2 separate regions of the Homo sapiens genome follow, and region 2 is linked to region 1. Evidence: chromatin contacts called from ENCODE Hi-C data. All regions are on one chromosome and are shown on one strand. The core of a region is the stretch at or near the end of the contact, and the rest is flanking DNA. Distances in the headings are between cores, read along the strand shown.

Region 1 (5,506 bases), core at 1,178-3,677:
CACTGCACTTCTTCCTGGGCAACAGAGTGAGACCCTGCCTCAAAAAAAAAAAAAAAAAAAAAAAATTCCAGGAATTCAGAAAATTCTTGGTTTTCAGGCTTAGGTTTCCCCATTAGTAACTACAAAATCCAAGACACTTAATGTCTCTGAGTCTCTTTCTCTCATGTCTAAAATGAACTTGAGAATTAAGGAAGGAAACTCAACTTCTCCCAGTTTCCTGAAGAGACTCAGTAAATGAAAAACCTCCAGACAAATGATTTTTACTCCATCTCCCCACTTCTTTTTTGGCATCTCTCCCAGGCCAGACATTTATACATCACACCTGCATGAGCCACAGAACTGATGGTCCTAAAATACTGACCAGAAAACCACAAGGAATGGAGCTGCTCTGTCTAAGTGAATGCTCTGAGCCCAAGAGGCTGAGTTGTCATAGGCAAAAACTGTGCATAACTCCATTAAGACACCCCTTGCTCTCCTGACACTAGCTGTAATAACCATCTTCCTCTCTAAACACAAAGGCCAATGCTAACTAATAACAGAAATCAACAGGCCCTAAACTCACCAGTCTCTAAACTGTCCACAGTAGCCACTTTCTGCCTGAGAGTTCTCCCTGGTTAGAGAACACCCAGGCTCCCACTATTCCCACATTCCTATTTCCTTCACTTCAAAATTTTCATTAACAGCTTCCACTTGTTCTTCCACACCAGTCAGATTTTCCTTTTAGATAAATCCAGGAATATCATTGCTCCATAAAGGTAAAAATGTATTTTTAAAAATGTTTTACAAATAACAGCACTCTGTCTCCCATGATCTGTCGGGCAGACACACAAAATTAATTTTTTAATGGAAATTTCCTTGGGAGAAGTGTCTCTTCAGAGACAGAAAAGAAACTGGTAGCTCTTGAAAATTAAAAATGTTGTGCTTGCCAGGCATGGTAGCTCACACCTGTAATCCTAGCACTTTGGGAGGCTGAGGCGGGTAGATAGCTTAAGGCCAGGAGTTTGAGACCAGCCTGGCCAATGGGGTGAAACCCTGTCTGTACTAAAAATACAAAAATTAGCCAGGTGTGGTGGTGCACACCTGTAATCCCACCTACTAAGGTGGCTGAGGCACAAGAATTGCCTGAACCCAGGAGGCAGAAGTCGCAGTGAGCCGAGATTGTGCCACTGTACTCGAGCCTGGGCAACAGGGTGAGACTCTGTCTCGGGAAAAAAAAAAAAAAAAAAATTACAACTGGTGGCTCACAGTTGTAATCCCAGAGCTTTGGGAGGCCAAGGTAGGAGGATCACTTGAGGCCAGGAGTTTGAGACCAGCCTGGGCAACACAGCAAGACTCCATCTCTACAAAAATAAAAAATAAAAAATTAGCTGGGTATGGTGGCCCACACCTGTAATCCTAGCTACCCAGGAGGCTGAGATGGGAGGGTTGTTTGAGCCCAAAAACTTGAGGTTACAGTGAGCACCACTGCACTCAAGTCTGGGTGACAGAGCGGAACCCTGTCTCTAAAAAATTTATTTTTCCAGTGTTGTGCTCTGTTGTCCCCAAACGGCTCTTCAAGCCTGGCGTCTATGGTAACATGACTGTAACCTCAGTGCTGCCCTGCTAATGTGTGGTTTCTGTTTTTCTTCCTCTTTTCAAATCCAAGGTTAACCAACGGACTCAAAACATCCATTCTTGTCAATGTTGTTGAACTATAAAAGTATGACTCTATACCCTTAAAAAATGCAAAATGCCCAGGACCCAAAGATCTCCTCCATGCTGATCTGTTCCTCTTTTAAGACTCCAGGTGGAGCTAGTAGGAACTGCACTCCAGGCTTTGAGCCATTGACAGATCTGCTCCCCTTGAGGCAAGGTGGACGTACTAGTTCTTCCTCCGGTCAAGGATGGCCAGAGCAGTCTGGACCCACTCTGGCCTAATCAGCATCAGCATACAGGCTCATCATCCATTACACTACCAATGTCCCTTGGAATATTTTCTGCTCAAACTTAAAAAATAAGCCCCCATGGAGGATACAGCCTAGAATCTCTAGTACAGATTCAAAAATAGCTGTATTCCTGAGTATGCACATCCCTTCAAAACGGTGTAAAAATTTTCAGAAGCCAAGGGTCAGTGATCACAGCCTCACTGGGGCCTAAAAATATCCTTCAGGCTATTGCTGTAGGAGGGGGAAAAGGAATCGGAAAGTAATGAAGGGGGACACATAGATGCATATGATGGAGGCTCCAGGGAGGGCCGAGCTGGCTTGATATCACATCTACACTGGCTGTCTCATAAGCGTATTAGGATCACACCCTTTGATAATAAAGAGGATGCAATGACCCCTGCTAAGAAGACACAGGCTTGAGCTGAGGATGGCTTTCATGGCACCTTTCATCTACTTTCTCTCTACTCTATCTTGCTCAGTCTCCCATAAGCCAGTGCAAACAGAGACTGCACTGTGTCCTCCACCGCCCTATGTGAATTAACCAGCAAGGATCCTGGTATAAGTGACGTGGTATCAGCTCCTTCGGGTCCCAAGGACAATGCCTCTGTTCCATTGATCAAGGCTTTGGAACTCCTTCCTTTGGAGTCCAGGCTTCCAAGTCATCATGGTAGCCATGGTCGGAATCCTACCTTGGCAAGTTGAGAGCAAGATCCCTGGTGGGGCAGTGAAAAAGAAAGACGATGGGAAGTGAGGGAAGAAGTGGGAATAGAGGCAGCCTCACTTGGCAAACACAGTGCAGCACAGCCTACCAGTTAGGAGCCAGTGCCCCAGTGCCACCGTATACTGAGTTCAAATCTTTGCTAACACCCAGCTCCAACACCCAACTCTAAACACATTACTCAACCTCTCTAACCTTAAAGGAGAGATGATGGTCATACCTTCCTCATACAGTTGTTATGAAAAATAAGTGACATGATGCATGAAAAGCACTCAGCACAGGGCCTCAATAATTAGCAGCTGTTATTGCTCAGATACTGAAAACAAACCATGAACTGGTGAAGACAGACCTCAACTTACAGTCAGGCAACCTGGGGGCTTTCAGTTCCCCATCTGTAAAACAAGGGGCTGAGAATGAAGGTTCCTTCCAGCTCAGACACTCTAGAAGTCTGTGACTAAGATACAAAGATTCCAGCGGCACGTGGGCATTACAACTGTAATATAAAATGACACCCAATAGCACTTGCACCACCCTCAAAGCAAGCAGCATGCACAAGAGGATACTGTGAAGAGTGCGTGTGTTTGGGCATGGGACTATTGGGGGAAGGGTTCTGGTGAAGAAGGGGCCAGTGAAATGGCATTGCTTAGATTGTTCTCTGGCTTGCTAGTCCAACATCCAGGAATGTTTCTGGCCTTCTAGGTATGAAGCAGGCAATTAGGGTCTTATAAAAATAAAAATAAAAAATTTCACTTAAAATCAAGAGGGAGAAATTTCTACTTGCCCTAACCTTGATCCTTTGCCCTTTGAAGCCAAAACAGATACTACCCTTAATTTATTTAGAGTAGCTTCTCACCCATCACCTTACTCCCTTGATGGGATACGAAGGACTTTCTGAAAGGATGTGGAGTCACACTTTGAAAAATACACTTACACAGAAGGAGCAGGCTTGAAAAGAAAAGATACGCTTAAACAGAAAGCGAGGCATGGTGTTTACTCAAGAGACCATCTCCCTCAGCCTGGTTTAAGCCAGTAAGGGCTTTATTTTCCATCTTGGCTTCCCAGAGTTTACTGTAAAAATACATGCCCTGGCTGGGCCCGGTGGCTCACGTCTGTAATCTCAGCACTTTGGGAGGCCGAGGCAGGCAGATCACGAGGTCAGGAGTTTGAGACCAGCCTGACCAACATGGTGAAACCCCGTCTCTACTAAAAATACAAAAATTAGCTGGGTGTGGTGGCGGGCACCTGTAATCCCAGCTACTCAGGAGGCTGAAGCGGGAGAATCGCTTGAACCCAGGAGCCAGCGGTTACAGTGAGCCGAGATCGCACCACTGCACTCTAGCCTGGGTGACAGAGCGAGACTCCGTCTTAAAAATAAAATAAAATAAAATAAAACACATGCCCCAATGTGAAGTCAAGAAGCAGAGTCCAACCAATGCAATGGCAAGAAACTAAAGGCATCAGGGAGCAAATGATGGCCAGCAGAACATCTGGGTGGAATGACAGATGTTGTACAAAAGCTTGGTCAAATCCTCTAAGCTACCTGGAATGCCCTCCCTCCTAGTCCAAATCCTCTTATCCTTATCCTTTAGGCAGAGTTTGAACCCCGTCCTCCGGGAAGCCCCCAGTGATCTCTCCCATTAGAGGTACCCACTCCCACTTTTGTGCACTGGTTGGACATACACAACATTCCGCCATTGCTTGTCTTCTACCTTCAATACACATCAGTTTCCATAAAAAGACTTCCAAAAGATCTTACTGTATCTCCCTTATCACCATGTATTTGGTTTATGCTAAATAAATAACTATGGCCTTAAGAGGTAGGTAAGCTGTTCTTGTCTACACAGTTTTCTACTCCGGAGAAGACTGCATCATTTGCCTAACAAGGATTAACTCTGCCCCATCACATAAAATTAACTTCACCTTGGGCAAACAGGGACTGTACTATGACATGCATCCAGGTATACATCTTTATCTAGAAAATTTGCTTAGCAAATGGCAGGTCTATTAATAAAAACTCTAAGGTCAAATCTCAAACTCAATAGAGCTTGTCAATATTAAGCCTTCGCATACATTTTTAATCTTATTTCCCATGAGGAAAGTAAGGGCCAGAAAGGTTAAGTGGTTTTCCCAAGGTCACCCAGCTAACAAGCAGCAAAGTCAGCCCTGGAATTCAGTTCTGCTTCTTTTTCCACCACCCTACAGCCACCCTACAAGCCCTCTATGTCACCTAGGAAAACAGGAGGGCTGATGACCGAGGCAATAGGATCAGTAGCCACAGGCTCCCAGGACATATCTGACCCCTTAAATCAGCAATATTTTTTAGAAGAATGTATCCTGAGAATCAAAAGTACAGGTATACATCAGAGATATTGAAGGTTCAGTTCCAGATAACTATAATAAAGCAAGTCATAAAAATATTTTGTTTCCCAGTGTACGTAAATTTATGTTTACACTATATGTAGTCTATTGTGTGTACGATGTAATTATGTCTAAAAATGTACATACTTTAATTGAAAAGTGCTTTATTGCTAAGAAAAATGCTAATGACCATCTGAGCCTTTAGCACACGTTGTAATCTTTTTGCTGCTGGGGAATCGTGCCTCGATGTTGACAGCTGCTGACTGATCAGGGTAGTGATTGCTGAAGGTCAGGGTGGCTGTGGCAACCCCACAGCAAGAAATTGCTATGCCAATTTCTTAAAATAAGACAATGAAGTTTGCCACATAATGGACTCTTCCTTTCACAAAAGATTTCTCTGTAGCATGTGACACTGTTTGATGGCATTTTCTGTCAAAATTGGAGTCAATCCTCTCAAACCTTGCTGCTGCTTTATCAGTGAATGTAATATTCTAAATCCTTTGTT
Region 2 (5,506 bases), core at 1,646-4,145, 500 kb before region 1:
GCTTGCTGGGTCAGGAAAGTACAGGTCAGTGGGGAATATTATTTTCTAGGTTTTTTCTTTGAGCCAAAGAATTATATAACTTTTAAAGAAAGCTTGTTCTGAAAAAAAAGTCCAATAGGCAAAACATACAAAACATATGACAGCAGACTGTTACATTATTTTGTAAGTTCAAATTTATTACATTTAATCATGATTAAGTTGATCAATGAGAACAGCAAAACTGTTGTAAATCACACAGAAAAATGTAAAGTTCGATGTGCATGACCTCTGCAGCCAAGTGAGCTTTATTATCCAATGCATTTTTATTTGGAATCATAATCATTGTTTAGTTTTACAGCTTGCATTAGGAACAGTAGCTAAGAACTTTCTATTGACCATCCAGTAGGTGCCAGATCATTACAAATGACTTGTCTTCATTTGTCACACATGCAGACTCATAACTATAAATACTATTAACATTTTTTTTTCTGAATTAAGATATCTTGTCCCCTTTTCAACATGAGCACGTGCAGAACAGCCACTCTTAATGATGCACCTAGTAATCTGTGGGAAGAACGTATCATTTGTTTAGCAAGTTCTGTACTGAGAGACGTTTGTATTATTTTCCACTGAGTATCTTCAAACATACTGCATACTTCCATGAGTTTATCTGTAGTATAAAACCCCAGAAGAGGGGTTACTCAAAGAGCAGGTGAATTATACATTTTCATAGATATTCCAAATTAGCCTTCAGTGAAGTCTTTCCCAATTCACACTCTCATATACTGTGTATGAGGCTGCCATTCTGTCCTCACCATTACCAATGACGAGTACATTATTTTTTTATTTGATGCCAATATGTTACAAAATATCATATCACTTTAATTGGCATTTCTTTTATTATGAATGAGATGGAGTATTTTTTCATGTGACTACGGATGATTATATACCTATTTTCTGTGATGTCTATTTATATCCCTTGCGTATTTTTCTCTTTGAATATTAAGGGGGTTTCCACACCGACTACTCCTCCGGTTACCAATGGGTTCCACACTGACTACTCCTCTGGTTACCAATGATCTACATCTTGTCACCTTTAATGAACCATTCTCTGTTCTTATCTTCTTGATTATTCATCAGTGTTCAAAACAACTGACTACTCCCTGCTTTTCCGTTATTTTTCTCAAGTTTAATTGTTTTTGGTTTATTTTGATGAAAATTTATACAAACATAGTTGAAAGAATAGGCCAGTTTTATGAGGTTTATTAAGAAAATTAGCACAAATTTTGCCATACCCTTCATTAATTCCTGCTCCCCAGAGGCAACCAATTTCAGCAACTATAGTTGATTCATTTGGTATTTAATTCCACATCTCTAAATAACATGCTTATATTGCTATTTATTGATTTTTCAGTTCAAGATAGTACCTATTGATTTCCCACTATGGAAAATGAAGATTTAGCTGTCTTTTAATCCCTGGTCTGCACCACCACATACATGCATACTTTTCATTCCTCTGCCCTCTCAGTATAATTATATTATGATTTTTCACTAGATCAGTATTCTGTGTTCACATTTTTATGACTTTGTAAATGCCAGTTGCAGCAGAGATATATAGTAAACTTTGGTTGTGTTACCTTTCCTGCACAGTTTATTGTTTTGTCTGGAATTAATGCTTATTTTTCCATTGCCTTCCTTTTTGAAGAATTTATCACTAAGTTCACTATCTGAAGTAGTTCAACTTTAAACTCTTCCCCACTTGTGTAAATCTCTCAGTGTGTTTAAACACATTAGGTGTTCTATCAATTTAACCTTGAAACAATCTCCTGAATCTTCTGCCCTTTTAAAGTCCGTTCTGTTTGCCCTCTGCACTTGGCACATAGCTGTTGTCTTGGGAAATCCTTTCTTCATCATTCTGGGGATTTCCTTCTCCTCTTCCTTGTATTGAATCCCTTGTTTCCTGAATCCTCTGTTTTCCCAAGGTTTCTGAGAAAGGGTGTGTGGGAGATAATTTTTTTAACTTGCATATCTTAAAGTGTCTTTATTCTACACTAAAACTTAATTGATAGTTTGACTTGGGTATTAAATTATAGGTTTAAAGTAATTTTTCCCAGAATTTTAAATATATTGCTTTAGGATATGTCTTCATTTATTCTATTTGACATTATATATTATGTCTTACAATGTTGCCTTTGAGGAGTATGTAGCTATTTTTTTCTTTATTTCTTTTTAGACATGGGTTCTTTCTGTGTTGCCCAGGCTGGCCTCAAACTCTTAGCCTCAAGTGATCCTCTGCTTCAACCTCCCAAATAGTTGGGACTACATGGGCACACCACTGCATCCACTCCTATGAAGCCATTTTGATTCTAAACATTTGGTATGTGACATCCTTTTTTTCCTTCCTAGAATCTTGTGAAATTTTCTCTTGACTTTCAGTGTTCTGAAATTTCATGCTGTTGTTCGTTGGAGTAGAGTCTATTTTAATCCACCGCAGTAGAAACTTCATGCTCTTCTCATATAGGAAATTTTCTTCTATTATTTCTTTGATTATTTTTGCCCCTTTACAATGATCCTGGCCTCCTGCTATGCATGCTGTTGTGTACTCCCTTTCAACATTAAAAGGGAGGACCTGTGTGACCAGTAGGATATTGTGAAAGTGACAATGGATGACATCAATGGGTAGTCATAAAAGACCTTTCACCTTTTTTCTTGGTCTCTTGGATTACTCTCTCTGGGAAAAGCTAGCTGTCATGTCATGAAGATACTCAAGTGACCCTGTGGAGAGATTCACATAGTGAGAAATTGAGAAAGAACATAAACCTGCTAGTCACATGAGTGTGCTGCCTTGGAGCAAATTCTCCAGCTACAGCCAGTCTTAAGAAGACTGCAGCCCTGGCCAACATCCAGCTGAACCTCATGAGAAACCTTGAGGCAGACCATTCAGCTGAGTCACTCTTGAACTCGTGGCCACAGGAACTGAAAGAGATATAAATGTTTACAATTTTTTAAGCCACTAAGTTTTGAGGTAATTTGTCACCCCAAATAGATCATTAATATATACTCTTTTTCTGTAACCTCTAATTATTGGGTGTTAGATCTCCTGAACTAGATCTCTGATTTTCTAATTGTTTTACTCCTATTTATTATCTCAATGTCTCTTCATTCAATTTTTCTGGAGGTTTCCTCATCTTTATCTTTAAATCCTTCTATTTAAGATCATGATGAAGTAGTCAGCATCAGAATAACCTGCTTGCTACACACACACACACACACACACACACACACACACACACACAGAAAAAACACTAAAATATTAAGAAAAGGTAACAACCAATTTTTTTTTTTTTACTGAAAACATGCATGTCTTTAATTAAAGCAGAGGAATATCACTTTCTTCTGAAAAGCACTGTTCTTTTTTTTAAATTAGACTTTAAGTTCTAGGGTACATGTGCACAACGTGCAGGTTTGTTACATATGTATACATGTGCCATGTTGGTGTGCTGCACCCATTAACTCACCATTTACATTAGGTATATCTCCTATCCCTCCCCCCTCCCCCCACCCCACGACAGGCCCTGGTGTGAGATGTTCCCCATCCTGTGTCCAAGTGTTGTCATTGTTCAATTCCCACCTATGAGTGAGAACATGCGGTGTTTGGTTTTCTGTCCTTGCGATAGTTTGCTGAGAATGATGGTTTCCAGCTTCATCCATGTCCCTACAAAGGACATTAACTCATCCTTTTTTATGGCTGCATAGTATTCCATGGTGTATATGTGCCACATTTTCTTAATCCAGTCTATCACTGATGGACATTTGGGTTGGTTCCAAGTCTTTGCTATTGTGAATAGTGCCGCAATAAACGTGTGCATGTGTCTTTTTTTTTTATGTCTGTCACATCCAGTTTTATTCAACAAGCATTTACAAAACATCTTCAATGTATCAGGCACTACTAGATGCTAGGCATACATAGATGAACAAAACATATCTTGCCTTTAAAACCTCCTCTTGGAGCTCACAGTTTGGTAAGGGAGATAGACTAATTACAGTAGAACATGGAAGGGCAATAATACTATATTATCAGTGTTGTATAGGGTATAAGGTGGTTTCAAAGAGGAAGTGGTTAACTCAGTGAAGGTTTTGAGGAACAGTCAAGTTTTGTGGGTTTTTTTTTAATTAAACATTTTGTTTTAAGATAATTGTAGAATCACATGCATTGCAAGAAGTAATACAGAGAGATTCCATATACCGTTTGCATAGTTTCCCCAGTGGTAACATTTTACAAACATATAGTACAATATCACAACCAGAATATTGACATTCATACGGTCAAGATACAGAACACTTCCATCGCCACAACGATCCCTCCTGTTGCCTTTTTTGCACAGTATTCCCCCAACCCTATCCACACCTTCACTTTCTGCAGTTTAACTTATCCATGGTCAACCACAGTCTGAAAACTTTATGCATTTTGAGAGAGAAAGAGACCACAATTGCATAACTTTTATGGTCTTTATAGCAACGTGATTTATAATCCTTTGGGTATATACCCAGTAATGGGATGGCTGGGTCAAATGGTATTTTCTAGTTCTAGATCCTTGAGGAATCGCCACACTGTCTTCCACAAGGGTTGAACTAGTTTACAGTCCCTCCGACAGTGTAAAAGTGTTCCTATTTCTCCACATCCTCTCCAGCACCTGTTGTTTCCTGACTTTTTAATGATCGCCATTCTAACTGGTGTGAGATGGTATCTCATTGTGGTTTTGATTTTCATTTCCCTGATGGCCATTGATGATGAGCATTTTTTCATGTGCCTATTGGCTGCATAAATGTCTTCTTTTGAGAAGTGTCTGTTCATATCCTTCACTACTTTTTCGTGGAGTTGTTTGATTTTTTCTTGTAAATTTGTTTAAGTTCTTTGTGGATTCTGGATATTAGCCCTTTGTCAGATGGGTAGATTGTAAAAATTTTCTCCCATTTTGTATGTTGCCTGTTCACTCTGATAGTAGTTTCTTTTGCTGTGCAGAAGCTCTTTAGATTAATCAGATCCATTTGTCAATTTTGGCTTTTGTTGCCATTGCTTTTTGTGTTTTAGTCATGAAGTCCTTGCCCATGCCTATGTCCTGAATGGTATTGCCTAGGTTTTCTTCTAGGGTTTTTATGGTTTTAGGTCTAACATGTAAGTCTTTAATCCATCTTGAATTAATTTTTGTATAAGGTGTAAGGAAGGGATCCTGTTTCAGCTTTCTACATATGGCTAGCCAGTTTTCCCAGCACCATTTATTAAATAGGGAATCCTTTCCCCATTGCTTGTTTTTGTCAGGTTTGTCAAAGATCAGATGGTTGTAGATGTGTGGTATTATTTCTGAGGGCTCTGTTCTGTTCCATTGGTCTATATCTCTGTTTTGGTGCCAGTACCATGCTGTTTTGGTTACTGTAGCCTTGTAGTATAGTTTGAAGTCAGGTAGTGTGATGCCTCCAGCTTTGTTCTTTTGGCTTAGGATTGTCTTGGCAATGTGGGCTCTTTTTT

The links. A loop is a pair of places that touch in the nucleus more often than their neighbours do. Pooled maps may share reads with other maps.
Region 2: a map with no recorded cell type shows a loop between it and region 1 (4-fold over the local background). The contact joins two enhancer-like sites. A Hi-C loop is called at or near these places in 2 of 37 single-sample maps with no recorded cell type and 4 of 50 pooled maps.

Annotation. Positions count from the first base shown.
Region 1 is chr2:45,726,177-45,731,682 of GRCh38, reverse strand. The region is part of intron 1 of PRKCE (protein kinase C epsilon); the gene reads right to left. Among named protein-coding and RNA genes, the nearest start is that of PRKCE-AS1, 53 kb to the right of the region's middle. RefSeq lists enhancers at 1,347-1,486, 1,867-1,946. Within about 2 kb of position 2,427, at least 5 of the 41 ENCODE cell types and tissues checked have a DNase peak (open chromatin) inside an H3K27ac peak, as active enhancers do.
Region 2 is chr2:46,222,285-46,227,790 of GRCh38, reverse strand. No RefSeq gene overlaps it. Among named protein-coding and RNA genes, the nearest start is that of EPAS1, 72 kb to the left of the region's middle. Within about 2 kb of position 2,895, at least 16 of the 41 ENCODE cell types and tissues checked have a DNase peak (open chromatin) inside an H3K27ac peak, as active enhancers do.